Regions from separate parts of the Homo sapiens genome. Here regions 1 and 3 are each linked to region 2. Evidence: chromatin contacts called from ENCODE Hi-C or POLR2A ChIA-PET data. All regions are on one chromosome and are shown on one strand. The core of a region is the stretch at or near the end of the contact, and the rest is flanking DNA. Distances in the headings are between cores, read along the strand shown. Region 1 holds the start of PTPRB-AS1 (PTPRB antisense RNA 1). Region 2 holds the start of KCNMB4 (potassium calcium-activated channel subfamily M regulatory beta subunit 4). Region 3 has its middle 18 kb from the start of PTPRB-AS1.

Region 1 (4,590 bases), core at 1,476-3,975, 100 kb before region 2:
ATATTCCAAGCAAAAGCAAAAATGTTGCTTCAGGTTCCTGAGTTCAGTCCATTTAGTTAACTCTTGTTTTGCTTGATATTTGTGAGCATTTCAGCTCTTCATGAGTCCTATACATTTTCCTGTATTCCAATGTCATAATATCCAAAGTTATCAGAAGACTGTATTTGAGAGCACCTGTCAAAGTCCTACAGCTTATTATAAACTATCTTTTGAAAATGATTAAAAGAAGACAACAACTGTCTGTGAATAGCAAAATGTCCAGAGTAGTTACAGTCAGAAACACAAATGACAAAGAAGTTTGGTTATCTCTGTGATGTACGATAACGTAACAACCTTAATTATAATTGATAGGATATACTCAGACATTAGAATTTTAGAAATCCCACACAATTTTAGAACATATGTTAGCATTATTTACCAAGATATAACCTAAAGCAGATTGAACATCATTTTGGCAATCCCATGTACCTAAACATGTCAAATAATCCTGTTTACCGCTCTTTTCTGGACACTTCAGGGGCCCTCTGAAGTATTCAAAAAGCCAGGTGCCAGGGAAGACGATTTTGAAACTGAAGTTCGATTTAGGGAAACCTGTTAAATATGTTTAAAGCACTTAAATAGAGTTCCAGATTACCAGAAACTATTTATTTTGCCAAAATGACACAGAAGTTTTAAGGAAGCAAAAAAACCTTTTATAATCCTTTACAAATTTTGCCAAAGAGCAGATTAGCACCTTAGGAAAACCATGTTATGCTTTTATTTCAATGCTCAATTTACAGAAAAACCATATAATACCGGTTTTTGAATTTAGTCTATATGTTCACACAGAGAACCTCTTCTGCAAGATTAATTTCCACAATTCTTCCACTACTTATTTGAACCTTCAGCTTTTTCCTAATTTAACTCAAAGCAATCATTTAACCCTAGGCAAGAGTTTACATTTCCATGCCTTCTTATATAAAACATTTTACAAATAAATGCATTTTACTTTTCTTACACAGCTTGCATGTAAATCTATTTCTAGTAGTTTCAATTAACTTCTAGCAATTTTTAATTTTAACGTAAAAATTGGTTAGTTGTATTAATTGTGTGCTAAGTGTAGCCAAGGTTTGCCTTCTTTATTAAGGGTATGGTTAGGTCCCTACGTCCCCAGGCCTTACCAATTGTGAAACCGTCAAGTCAAATAGTTCTCAAAACCCAAAAAGCAGTTCATAACCTCAAAACTCTTAGCAAACCTTGCATGTGACCTGCATTTTACCAATAGTCTTTAGGGCTGTTTTTATTTCTCAAAAATTAAAGTTACATGAACTGAAAGGCTCCACAGCTTTTAACTTCCCTTTAAAAAGGGAAGCGCTTGTCTTTGGGCCAAATTAATCAGAGCTCTTTTTAGACATTACACGCAACACACACACACACAGGAGAAAGCCCAGTCGCTAGGTAGGGTTCTTTAAGAGACAGGGTTAAGAAAACATGCAGATTGGCTGGGCGCGGTGGCTCCCGCCTGTAATCCCAGCACTTTGGGAGGCCGGGGCAGGCGGATCAGCTGAGGTTGGGACTTCGCAACCAGCCTAACCAACATGGAGAAACCCCGTCTCTACAAAAATACAAAATTAGCCAGGCCTGGTGGTGCATGCCTGTAATCCCAGCTACTCGGGAGGCTGAGGCAGGAGAATCGCTTGAACCCAGGAGGCGGAGGTTGTGGTGAGCCAAGAACACGCCATTGCACTCCAGCCTGGGCAACAAAGAAAAAAAAAAAAAAGAAAGAAAGAAAAAAAAAAACATGCAGATAAGGAACCAGAGAGGGCTCATCCCCTAAGGCAGGGTTGCTAAACAAAGCCTTGCCAAGCTGTTACTGGCCATGCCCCCAGGATTTAAAGCAAGGTGGAGGCTTGTAGCACAAACCATATAGACATGCAAAACACACCAGATTGGCCACAGCCTAAGACTAGCCCCACAAATCCTTTTTCATAATTAAAGGTTTACAGAAAATTTAAACAGTGATAGTTTGGGGGCCTGGCCTAGTAAATGGGGGGAAAAAACTGTAAAGGTTAACTGTTGACAGGGTGGAGAAGGGGAAAGAAAAGGAACAGTTTTAAAGTGCCTGGGGAAGAATCTCTTATTCTTAGGCAAGTGGTTCCTCCACCAGGAGAAAAGCTCAATTACTGTCAGATGGAGTAAAACCCCTTGACTGGGAAAGGAGAACGCTCCAGCAGTTCTGTGGGGTGGGGACTGCCAACCAGCTATGCCGGACCCTTGGTCCATGCGTCTCAGCCCCTGGAGGTAAGGGAGAGGTAAGGAGATAAGGGAGAAGGGAGCTTCTGTTCCCCAGTCGGTCCCAAAAAAGGAAGGAGGACATGAAAAGGCCCAGGAGTGAAGAGGGGTGGGGTGGGGACATGGTTTCCCCCACCTTCAGAAGTTTGAGGATGAAAAGGCTCAGAAGCAACAGTGAGAGGTTTTGAGTTACCATTTCACTCACCACTTCCGGAGCCCCCAGGGTGTGTGCCAAAAATGTTGCGGAACTTTTCCTTATTTCAGCTAAAGATGGGGTTCTTGTCCTTCCCACAGCCACAAAAATTTAGGCTCACAGACGACTCAAAGGGAAGTAAAGCAGGGTTTTACTGTGTGAAAAGCAAAAAAAAAGGGGGAAATAGGGACTCTTGCAAGGCCAGAGTCCCTCTGCTAGAGCACTTCCTGCCAGGCCATTTGAATCCCAGGTTCCAAACAGGAAGAGGAGGGGCCAGGCTCCTCCCTGCTGCAAAGGGTGTGAACCTCCCGGGGCTCCACCTCAGTGGGCCGGCAGGTTGGAGTTTCTGCAGGGACGCTCACCCACCTGGCTGCCTCACAATCAAGGTGGAAGGCAAAGTTGGGAAGCAAGCACCTTTTTCACATGGTGGCAGGAGAGAGAGAGAGAGACATCTCTAAAAAAAAATTTAAAAATTAGCTGAAAATGATGATGCTCTTCCTATGCCTTCCATCCTATGGTCCTAGTCCTATCCTTTGGATTGTGTTATGGGTTAAGCCAAATATCCCAAAAGTTCATATGTTAAAGTCCTGGCCCCCAGCGCCTCAGAATGTGACCTTATTTGAGAAGAGGATTATTGTAGATGTAACTAATTAAGATGACGTCACCCTGAAGTAGAATGAGCTCAATCCAATGTGTCTGGTGTCCTTATAAAAAGGGGAAAATTGGACACAGACATGCACACAGGGAAAACACCATGTGAACATGAAGGCAGAGATCAAGTGATGCATCTACAAGCCAAGGAACATAAAGATTGCCAATAAACTGCCAGAAGCTAGGGTAGAGGCATGGAATAGATTCTTCCCTCAAAGCCCTCAGAAGGAACCACGCTGATGACACCTTGATCTCAGGCTTCTGGCCTCCAGGACTGACAGACAATATACTCCTGTTGTTTTAAGCCACTCACTTTGCAGTAGTTTGTTAAGGCAGCCCTAGCAAACTAATATAGATTGTTATTAATAATAATAAATGCTCATATTTAAATTCTTACTCAAAGATAAGTAAGAACTCTAGAATGTACTTTTCCTCAGTACAATGCTGTGAGTAGGTACTATTTTTATCCTCATTATATTTTAGTATCCTCATGTGGCAGGCAGAATAATGGGCCGCCAAAGATGTTCTCATCCTAACCCTTGGAACCTGTGACTATTTAGATTACATTGCAAAGGAGAACCAATACTGCAGATAAAATTAAGGCTGGTACTCAGCTGGCCCTGAGATAGAGAGATTATCCTGAATTATCTGTGTGTGTCCCAAAGGAGCACAGGCCAAGCATAAAAAGACTAAAACTTAGATTTGTCCTACTGTGATTTGCCTTTGGTAGAAATGAGGAACTGGAGAGAAAAACTATGTTTCGAAAAGAAAACTATAGCTGGGTGTAGTGGCTGACACCTGTAATCCCAGCATTTTGGGAGGTCAAGGTGGGAGGATCACTTGAGGCCAGAAGTTCAAGACCCAGCCTAAGCAACATAGTGAGACCACCGTCTTTACAAAAATAAAAAAAAGTACTAGCCAGGTGTCCTGGCATGTGCCCGTTGTCTCCAGCTACTCAGGAGGCAGAGGTGGCAGAATCATTTGTGCCCAGGAGGTCAAGACTACAGTGAGCCATGATCACACCATTGCACTCCAGCCTGGGCAATAGAATAAGACCCTGTCTCTGACAAAAAAAAAAAAAAAAAAAAAAAAAAAAAAAAAAAGTCAAAAGAAAACTATAGTATGTAAGAGTTAAAGAAAGAGGAAAGGAACACAAAACACAGCTTGCAGTTGAAGACAGGTTTACTTTAGATCAAACCTGAGAGGTATCCCCGGCCCATTTTGGTCAGAAGCCCTTTCTCTTGCAGACTAGGAGTATATATTGGTTTTAGGGTGAGGGGGCTTATGAATGTTTATGTGTGTGGAAAAGTTTATGGCAGAATCTTTCTGGGAGGAGGGGAGGTTATCTTAGGACAGACATCTTTCCAGCCTGGAACGGGGTTATCTCAGGGCTAGCATCTTCCAGGCCAGAGCAGGGTTTATCTCTGGTCTGGCATGTCTCTGGTCAGGGAGGAGTTTGGAATGTTTCTGGTTGG
Region 2 (5,039 bases), core at 1,370-3,869:
TCAACGTCCCAATGATTTCAATTTACTTTTTCTGCCAGATACTTCAAACTGCCTGAAAATTGTGAAGCAGTCTTTTTGTAATAAATTATAATTTGTCCTTGTCTTGATTAGATATTAGCCATTTATTAATGTGTGTGTGCATATATATGTATATATAGATATGAAATTTATTAGTGCTTGAACCACTATCTTAAAATAATTAGCAACGTTTCACCAACTATAACAACTTCTAAATGATGAACTGCCATATAATTTCTAAATCATTACTACTGGTTGGCACTCATCTTTGACATTATTGATTTAATTCTAAAAAAAAAAATGTTTCTAAAACCCTGAGATTTCTTTTTAAATTCCTGAGCATTAAGAGGATCAAGTTACAACATTTGTCTTTGAGACGTTATCACCTCTTCAAGATCTTTAACATTATACTCCAAATTCTATATTCTTAGTCCTATATTTACTGCTTATGTATTATTGATATTTTTTAAGGTAAATCAATATTCATTTGTCGACAGGAGCATTTTTTTTTTGAGAGGAGTCATTCATATTTTTAAAAAGAAATATTTTCTAAATGTCTCAAATTCAAGAATTTACTGTTCAGGAGGTAAGACCACAAGTTTTATTGCAGAGTGACGGTAAGCTGTTTTAAATACTATTATAATATTAATGTAGAATTTTTTTCTTTTGGATTAATATAAATATATCTTGTTAGAGTTAACAGAAAGTTTTCCTGTGAACACAAGATGCATTCCCTTTTGGACTGTTTTTCTGCTTGATCCCTCAAAAAAAGGAAAAATGTCAGTAACTTTTAAAAAGATACATACCTTTGATAGTTAAGCAACAAGGAGAGCAGAAAAGATCAAGGGAAGTAGAAACGGAACCAGAACCAGGTGCACTACAAAGCTCAATTAGTTCACAGGCTAAGGACACTGCTTTTTATAAGTTATTTTTCTCCATTGGGAACAGTTTTCTGAGACTTCCTCTCTCTGCTCTCCATCCCGGGAGTCCTAACCAGGTTTTATCTTTTTTTTTTTTCTTTTTCTTTTTCTTCTTGCTTGCTTTCGAGACCAATAGAAGTTGTCAGAGAAGTCATATTAGGTACATTTCACTGAAGGTTTTCTATTTTCAGCAAGTTTTACTGTTCTCCAGACGACTCCTGACTGTCCCTAAACACAAAGGGTAACTAGGCTCCCTGTAGACTCTTTTGAGAATCTATTTCATGAAAACTAGGAGCCCTCTGTACTTCCCAAAATGGACCCGCAATATTCCACATTTGATTCCGGGTCGTTTGTCAAGCCACAAAAGCTTATCTTTGAACCCCAAGTTGAAAATGCCTATGTAGAGCGAAAAGGTGAGGAACTCTCTCACAACTTTCGAGAGTCCCCTCGACCTTTCAAGGAAGGTCATTCCATCTGAGTTCTAGATGAGACCAGCTGAAGCTCGGACCTTGACCGTGAGCTGGAGTAGGTGGATCCCCGCTAACCACTGGCTTTAAATGGAGGAAAAGTTAACTTTCTTGGCTCCTTGCACTTCTCCAAACCCAGTCCGGTAGGCGCAGGACCCGGACTGGGTCGAGGCCTCAAAATCTGAGACCAGGCAAGACAGGTTTTAAAGTAAGCCTCTGGGCACCACTGGTCGCCGCGCGTAAACCCACCTGAAAAGACCGGAGCCCTGGGGCTCCCTGATGTAGTCATTCCTGGTTTGAGCACAGCCTGCGCCACCTGGTCTCCTCCTAGCAATGCGAGCACACGCCGAACCCTCCCCGCGCGGAGTCTAACACCGACGCTGCCTCCAAACCTCCCTCGCGGGGAGCCCCTGGGTGCGCGGGGCGTTCTTACCTTGGGGTTGGTCAGGAGCTGGTGCTCGTCGCTGTGCAGCAGCGCCCTAGAGTTGGACTCAGAGTTGTTCACGTAGACCTGGACGCAGGGGTACTGCGAGGTGCCCCTGCAGTCGGCGCCACAGGTGAAGGTGCACTCGAACACCTCGCCGATCTGCTGCACCGACAGCACCGTGCAATTGGCCTCCGTGGCTTGCAGATCCTGCAGCGCGGGACTCAGCCAGCAGAAGCCGAAGATGAAGAGCGACACGACGCCGGAGATGATGAGAAACAAGCCGAGCCGGATGCTCTTGTCCTCGGCTTCCGTGTACTCGTAAGCCACCCGGAGCTTCGCCATCGCCCCCCACTCTCGGCGGCTGGCGTGCTCCCCCCGCCCCCTCCCGCCCCCGGCGCCGAGCCCGACTGCCTCGGGCGGGAGGAGCCGCCGCCGCCACCGCCGCCGCCGCGCGACAGCAGGGGAGTGGGCGGCGAGGGGGAGCGCGCGAGAACAAAGGGGCCGAGGCCAGCGACGCCCCCGGCGGCGGCGGCGGCAGCGCCCCCCAGCCCCCCAGCCGCCGCCTGGGCCCCGCGGTGCAGCAGCCGCTTCAGAGCCTCCTGCACCCTCGGGCGCGGGGAGCGCACGGACCGCTCCAGCTTCCAGCGCCCCCTGCCAGCCTCCGCCCCCGCACTCTCCCCGCCTCCCCCACCCCGCCTCCTCTCGTCGGGTGTCTCTCTGTCTCCATCGCCCGCTGGCCGCTACTCCGCTGACTCGCCCGGCAGCTGCCCCAAGGCTAGGAGTGTCTGAGCTGGGGCGAGCCCGGGGGCTCCCCCGTGCAGGAGGAGGCTCCGCCCCGCCCCGTCCGCAGCAGACCCGGGCCCTTCCGCCCCGCCCCGCTCCGCCCCGCCCCGCCCGGGGGCGTCTCCTTTGGGCGAGGGGCTGACGGGCACAAGCGACAGCGGCGACTTGCAATCGGAATCTTCGCTCACTCCCCTTAGAGGGACGTCCGAGATGAAAGATTAAGATCAATTTAGCTTAACCGGAGGGAAGTTAAAATAATAATAATAATAAGAGGGGAGGGTGGAGTTCAAGTGGAGCGGCGGGAATCTTGAACTCCAAACGAGTACTGGTCACCTGCAGGGAGAGCGGCCAGGCTCCGGGCGCACCCCGGGAAGCGGGCACGGGTGGCGGTGTGGGAGGACACGAGCCGCCCAGGCCGGGCGGATCGAGGTGAAAGCCCCAGGCTAGCGGTGTGCGCTGGGAGGTCCCCGGGGACGACTGAATCGCAGGTTCCCATGCCACGGGCGGGCTGGCGCGCGGTGGTGCCGGAGGCGTGACCCAGCCGCGCCCACGCCGCCAGCGGCTGCGCCCAAGGGAGCGCAGTAACCGTCCAGTCCCAGGACTTGGGCCTCCTAACCGTCTTGGCGCAGACCCGCGCCCCCTGACCCTGCTGAGGCCGGGAGGGCTGCAGGATTGGAGTTAAACAAGCTGAGTCAGGTGGAGTTTGCTGTGGAGGCAATGTGCGTGGGGGCAGGAGGCTGGACGAAGGAAACTTGCTGCTTAGGTCGTCGGTGACCCTTGTGGCAACTTAGGTCTCTGGCAGCCGAGTTGACCCCAACTTGATTTGCCCCCATGGCTGGGGCTGACTGAGACCAAAGGAAAAAGGTGGAGAGCTTTGCAGCCTGGAAAGAAATACCACTTTACCCATCAGAAAAGTACTCTTGCTTTGGGGCTCGCAAGAACAGAATCATTTCTGTCGTTTCCCTCCTTAGGAGTCTTGCCACCCCTGACCCGCCCCAGGATTTGTAGATGAGGTTTCCAGGAGCGCTGCTTAAAGCGACAGCGCCGGGCAGACCCACTTTGGGACAGGTACTGTTTCTAGACCTGTGTTCTGCTCTTAATTCTTGCCGTTGCTCCCTCCTCCCCCAATTACGCTAACAATGCTTCAGCCTCTATTGTTTTCGCGACCTTTTTAAAGTTAGAATGACCTTTTCCCAAACTACACTTTTATCATAAAATCAAACTTGAGAACTATTTATATGTACATTTCGAAGAATAAAATCAGAATATTAACTTCCTTGCAAACTACATAAACTTTTTTTGTTTGCTTGTAAGTCTCAAATGAATAAACTCTTAATTATGTTCCTGATGAATACGGAAACATGGAATCATGGAATTCTTGACTTCTCTTTCCTGGACTTCAAATGTTACTTAACTGGTATTGAGTACCTTTCGACTGCAGTTCTGATAACGTTATTTTGAAGCACTACATTATGACAGGTAACAAGTATTTCCCAGCAATGGGCAAATTAATTACAGGAAGATCCTAAGTGTCTTTTTCTCAATAAATTAAGAAGATGTAGAGTTTGAAAAACGTCCAAATTAGGAAGATGCTTTGTTCTCTAATACCTTTCAGGTTTTGAGATTTTCTTTTTTTAATTTAAATGTAAGAATTGTATTCTTTTCCTGTTAGCATAAAGACAATTGTGATTACATTGCTTAAAAGTGAGTTTAATAATTGAAATAGCATAACCGAAAATCACAAATCTTCAATCTGAATCTTTTTCCTATTGCAGGAAAAATAAAAAACATAGGAAATAATCTTTTTTTTCTATTGTTATAATCTTCTTTTCCAAGAAAGGAAAAGCTATGTCTAAGATCTGAAGCAATGATGAACAAATAACAAGATACAATTATTCTAGCTCAGTATGTTGAGGAACTGAAATGAGGCAGAATTAATTCCTATTAATGCACAGCAGTTGGGGGACTACCAATAATTTAATGAATATGGTTCGTTTTTCAATGATTCCAGAGCTCAAAGTCTTCTGTGAATGAAACCTCTGCCTCAAAACTGAAGTACGGTGGTCTAAGTCTAGGGAACAAAATCAGAAAATTCTATCTTATTTTAACTGAAATTCTTGAAGTTTTAAAATTCATTTTCTTTCAGTTCTGCATTTAGTCAATTTCTTTCTTGGCAATTATTCTTAAAGTATTTAAAGAAACTTGTGTCTTCTGTTCTCTAGACATTTTTTTCTCCTGTTTCCTGTTTTTAATTTAGCTTTTCTCTGAACACTTTTATCTTCACATCTTTATTGAAAGTCAAACGTATTAAGACTTCACAAATTAAATCAATTTCTATTTTATTCTTAATGAAACACTGGAAGTGTTTATTAGTTTTACTTACTTGAAGCGGAGCTGCTTTATCACATTCCCAAGGAAGATTGG
Region 3 (4,447 bases), core at 681-3,180, 84 kb before region 2:
TCAAGGCTACAGTGAGCCATGATCACACCACTGTACTCCAGTCTGAGTGACAAAGTGAGATCTTGTCTAAGAAAGAAATAATAATGATAATAACAAATTATTATTCCAGGTGTTAGTTGAGATCTGTGATGACATATTCAGCCTGATAATTTCCTGTTTGGTCTTAAAGTATGACTCATTGTATTAGTCCATTCTCACATTTCTATAAAGAACTACCTGAGACTGGGTAGTTTATAAACAAAAGAGGTTTAATTGGCTCACAGTTCATAGACTGTACTGGAAGCATGGCTGGGGAGGCTTCAGGAAACTTACAATCATGGTGGAAGGTGAAGGGGAAGCATGGCTGGAGCAGGAAGAAGAGAATACAGGGAGAGGTGCTACACACTTTTAAACAACCAAATCTCATGAGAACTCACTTGCTATCATGAGAACAGCAAGGAGGAAATCTGCCCCCATGATCCAATCACCTCTTATCAGGCCCCTCCTCCAACATTAGGGATTACAATTTGACATGAGGCTTGGGCAGGGACACATCAAAACCATACCATTCTGCCTCTGTCCCCTCCCAAATATCATGTCTTTCTCATATTGTGAAATACAATTAGCCCTTCTCAACATCCCCCCAGTCTCAACTCATTTTAGCATTAAGTGAAAAATCTATAGTCCAAAGTTTCTTGTGAGACAAAGCAAGTCCCTACTGCTTATGAGCCAGTAAAATAAAAAACAAGTTAGTTACTTCCAAGATACAATGAGGGTACAGGCATTGGGTAAATGAACCCATTCCAAAAGAGATAAATTAGTCAAAACAAAGGGGCTACAGGCCTCATACAATTCTGAAGCCCAGCTTTAGATAATGACTACTAGGGTAGTCATTAAATCTTAAAGCTCTGATATAATCTTCTTTGACTCCATGTCCTGTATCCAGGCCACACTGATGCAAGGGGTGGGCTCCCAAAGCCTTGGGCTGTTCTGCCCCTGTGGCTCTGCTGCGCTCAGGTCCCAGGGCTGGCGCTGAGTGCTTGTGGCTTTTTCAGGTACATGGTGCAAGCTGCTAGTGGATCTATCTGTCTGGGATATAGAGGATGCTGGCCCTCTTCTCAGCTCCACTAGGTAGTGCCCCCATGGGGACTCTGTGTGGGGGCTCCAACCCCACATTTCCCCTCTGCACTGTCCCAGTAGAAGTTCTCCATGAGGCCTCTGCCCCTGCAGCAGACTTCTGCCTGGACATCCAGGCATTTCCATACATCCTCTGATATCTAGGCTGAGGCTTCCAAGCCACAACTCTTGTGCTCTGTGCATCTGCAGGCTTAACACCACATGAAAGCCACTAAGTCTTATGGCTGACACCCTCTAGAGCAGTGGGTTAACATGTATCTGGGGCCCTTTTAGCTACAACTGGCACTTGAGTGGCTGGGACACAGGGAGCAATGTCCCATGGTTGTGCAGGGCAGCAGGGCCCTGGGCCTGGACCATGAAACCATTCTTCTCTCCAAGACCTCTGGGCTTGTGATGGGAGGGGCTGCTACAAAGTTCTCTGAAATGCTTTCAAGGCATTTTCCCCATTGTCTTGGCTATTAACATTCTGCAATGTTACTTATGCAAATTTCTGTAGATGGCTTGAATTCCTCCCAGAAAATGGGGTTTTCTTTTCTAGTGCATGGTCAGACTGCAAATATTCTAAACTTTTATGCCCTGCTTCCCCTTTAAATATAACTTCCAGTTTCAGACATCTCTTTGCTCACACATATGACCATATGCTGTTAGAAGCAGCCAGGCGACATCTTCAATGCTTTGCTGCTCAGTGTGTGGGGGTGTACGACAATACATTCAAGCTTATATACAAGGCATTTGAGGTTGAGGCATGGAAAAATACTAAGGCACTGTGTGTATGTTGTTTGTGCATGATACTGTAACTCCTTGACTCTGAAAACAGGACAAGGAACAGGATGTGTGATAAGGAGTGCTGAAGACAGCATCCTAAGAATGTGGTTTGAGTGCTTTCAGATGTAATAAATAAGGCCATATGTACCTCATGACCTGACCCCCAAATAGCCACCTGGTGGATGTTTCTTGTTTGTCTAAATTGTAGTTTAACAAGCCTTCTCAACAAATACTTGACAGACAGATCTTAAAGCAGCAATCCCTTGAAGGAGCTGCTCCCCACCCCGTTCATTGTAATTGTATGAATACTTATTTCTCGGCGTTCACTGCAGAGCAACCTGCAAGTGGTGACCCTGATGCGACTGCTTTGAAGTTACACGTGGAGTAGGATGACTCACCAATCTTTGGGGAATACCAGTAAGGAACAGTCCCAACCCGTTTTCAGGAGGATGTGACCAAAGTGTATAATACCAAGGGTCGGGTTACCATGAGTCAGGAGTTGACCAAAGAGCAGAAAGTTTTTTATAAAATGGTGCAACAATTACTTAAGGCTATCCAGTGCACTGTAGAGTCCGAAGCTTTGCATAAGCTTATGCTTTTAATTTGGCAGGAATGCCCTTGGTTACATGATCAAGGAACATTAGATTTAAAGTTATGGGAGCAGGTGCGTTGCTGCCTGAAAAGAGGATTGGAGCAGGGCCATTTTGCTAATGTTACCGTTTTGACCACCTGGAGTTGGTTACACTCTGCGTTATACCCTTTTGATATGCCAGACTGTGATGAGTCACATCACCCATTTTCTTCACCTGAAGGGAATTCAGAAGATTTAAAGGGAAAGGGTACACAGGAACCAGAACAACAAAGAGGGGCTCCTCGCCCCACTTCACTCCCTTCAGTAGGGCATAAAGAAGACACTCTGGTAAAAGTTTTGGTTTCAGCTGCCGAATATACTGTGTGGGGGAGCGAGTACAGTCATTTAGCCATGCAGCAATGATTACAAATTTTGGATAATGATATCCTGATACAGCTTTATATGCTATTGGTAACAGGGCCTTTTCTTCAGCTCAGGCTCAGGCTCAGGTGGACAGCAGTTGATTTCCTCAATGCTCGCAGCTAGCCATACAAGTATGGAAGAGGATACCCGTGGGACAATCCCAGGGTTCCTTTGTGATGGTTAGACAGGATGCAACAGAAACATACATTGAATTTATCAACCAATTGCAGGCTGCAATCAAAAGACAGGTACCCCATCCTGAAGCCACCAGACTTCTTAAGTTGTAATTGGCTTTTGAAAATGCAAATAAGGATTGTCAGGCAGCAATAACCCCAGTCCGAGCCACTGCCACTGAAATCAGTGTGTTTATTAAAGCATGCCAGAATGTAGGCACTACAACTCATCTGGCCCAGACTTTTGCTGCAATGATGACTGGGGCCACATGTTATAACTGTGGCCAAACCGGGCATATGGCCAAAGAATGCTGATAGAAGGGAGTCCCAAAGAAATCAAAGGCCTCTAAAATACCCTCTAAAGAATGCCTGCAATGCAGTAAAGGTAAGCACTGGGCTAACCAGTGCAAATCAAAATTTGATAAGGATGGAAACCCGTTATCAAGAAACAGGAAGAGGGGTGAGATCTCCAGCGCCCAGAAAAATCCATGGAGGAACACCAATCCCCAGACTTGGGGAATAGCTTTTTCCTCGGAGTCAGGACCAGAAATAGCATCCATGACCTCTCTTCTGCCACCTCCAGCAGCGAAGGGCTGGACCTCGCAGTCATAACAGTCATGGTGCTTAAAGAGCAAGATGCGGTCCAGTTGATTTCAACTGGAATCTGTGACCGGTTACCCAGAGGAATGTTTGGATTGATTATTGGAAGGTCTTCTAATACACTTAAAGGGATTCAAATTCTCCCTGGAGTGATAGATTCAGACTATTTAGGAGAAATAAAACTTATGGCACAGGTGTCAGGGGTCCACACCATCTCTAAAGGAACTCGCCTTGCTCAGACTATTCTTATTCCTTACCTTCAAGGTAATACTCAACAGAAAATGGTGGGGCCTCAGGATTCGGCCACTCAGGCATGAAAGTTTTTTGGAGTAGTCCAGTGTCATCTCATAAACCATACTTGGAAGTAAAAATTAATGGAGTTATGTTTATGGGAATTATTGACACAAGAGCTGATCAAACTATTATAGCTAAAAAACACTGGCCTTCAGATTGGGCCTCCTCTTCTGCCTTATGTTCTATCATGGGTGTTGGAGAGTATCAGCAGCCATTAAAAAGTAGGCATAACCTTCCACTTTTGGGCCTGGAAGGCAAGGTTGCCCAGGTTCAGCCCTTTATCTTAGAAATTCCATTTTCTCTGTGGGGACAAGATGCCCTAGAACAGTGGGGCTTAAACCTCTCTGTCCTGCCACCTTTTTGGTAGGGGCCACTGCTCCTTTGAAAATTATCAAAATTAAGAGGAAAACTACTAGCCCAGTATGGGTGGAGCAGTGGCCCATTAAGAAGGAAAAATTGGAACATATTCAACGTCTAGTACAAGAACAACATGCTGGCCACATTG

Evidence for each region. Hi-C counts contacts between places; a loop is a spot of excess contacts on that map. ChIA-PET counts read pairs that join two places held with the same protein, here RNA polymerase II (POLR2A). Pooled maps may share reads with other maps.
Region 1: a pooled map shows a loop between it and region 2 (5-fold over the local background). The contact joins the promoter of PTPRB-AS1 here to the promoter of KCNMB4 in region 2. A Hi-C loop is called at or near these places in 1 of 37 single-sample maps with no recorded cell type and 2 of 50 pooled maps.
Region 3: a map of PC-9 shows a loop between it and region 2 (7-fold over the local background). The contact joins the enhancer-like site here to the promoter of KCNMB4 in region 2. A Hi-C loop is called at or near these places in 1 of 168 maps with a recorded cell type or tissue (PC-9), 1 of 37 single-sample maps with no recorded cell type and 2 of 50 pooled maps. POLR2A ChIA-PET finds 5 or more read pairs at or near these places in 2 of 52 experiments (A673 and OCI-LY7).

What each region holds. Positions count from the first base shown.
Region 1 is chr12:70,466,214-70,470,803 of GRCh38, reverse strand. PTPRB-AS1 (PTPRB antisense RNA 1) reads right to left here and starts at 2,725. Exons shown (of 9, transcript XR_001749196.2): 1 at 2,477-2,725. RefSeq lists an enhancer at 2,024-2,996.
Region 2 is chr12:70,363,870-70,368,908 of GRCh38, reverse strand. KCNMB4 (potassium calcium-activated channel subfamily M regulatory beta subunit 4) reads right to left here and starts at 2,619. Exons shown (of 3, transcript NM_014505.6): 1 at 1,839-2,619. The coding sequence starts at 2,174. RefSeq lists a silencer at 2,564-2,803.
Region 3 is chr12:70,447,459-70,451,905 of GRCh38, reverse strand. No RefSeq gene overlaps it. Among named protein-coding and RNA genes, the nearest start is that of PTPRB-AS1, 18 kb to the left of the region's middle. Within about 2 kb of position 1,930, at least 3 of the 41 ENCODE cell types and tissues checked have a DNase peak (open chromatin) inside an H3K27ac peak, as active enhancers do; they include PC-9, where a contact is called at or near this core.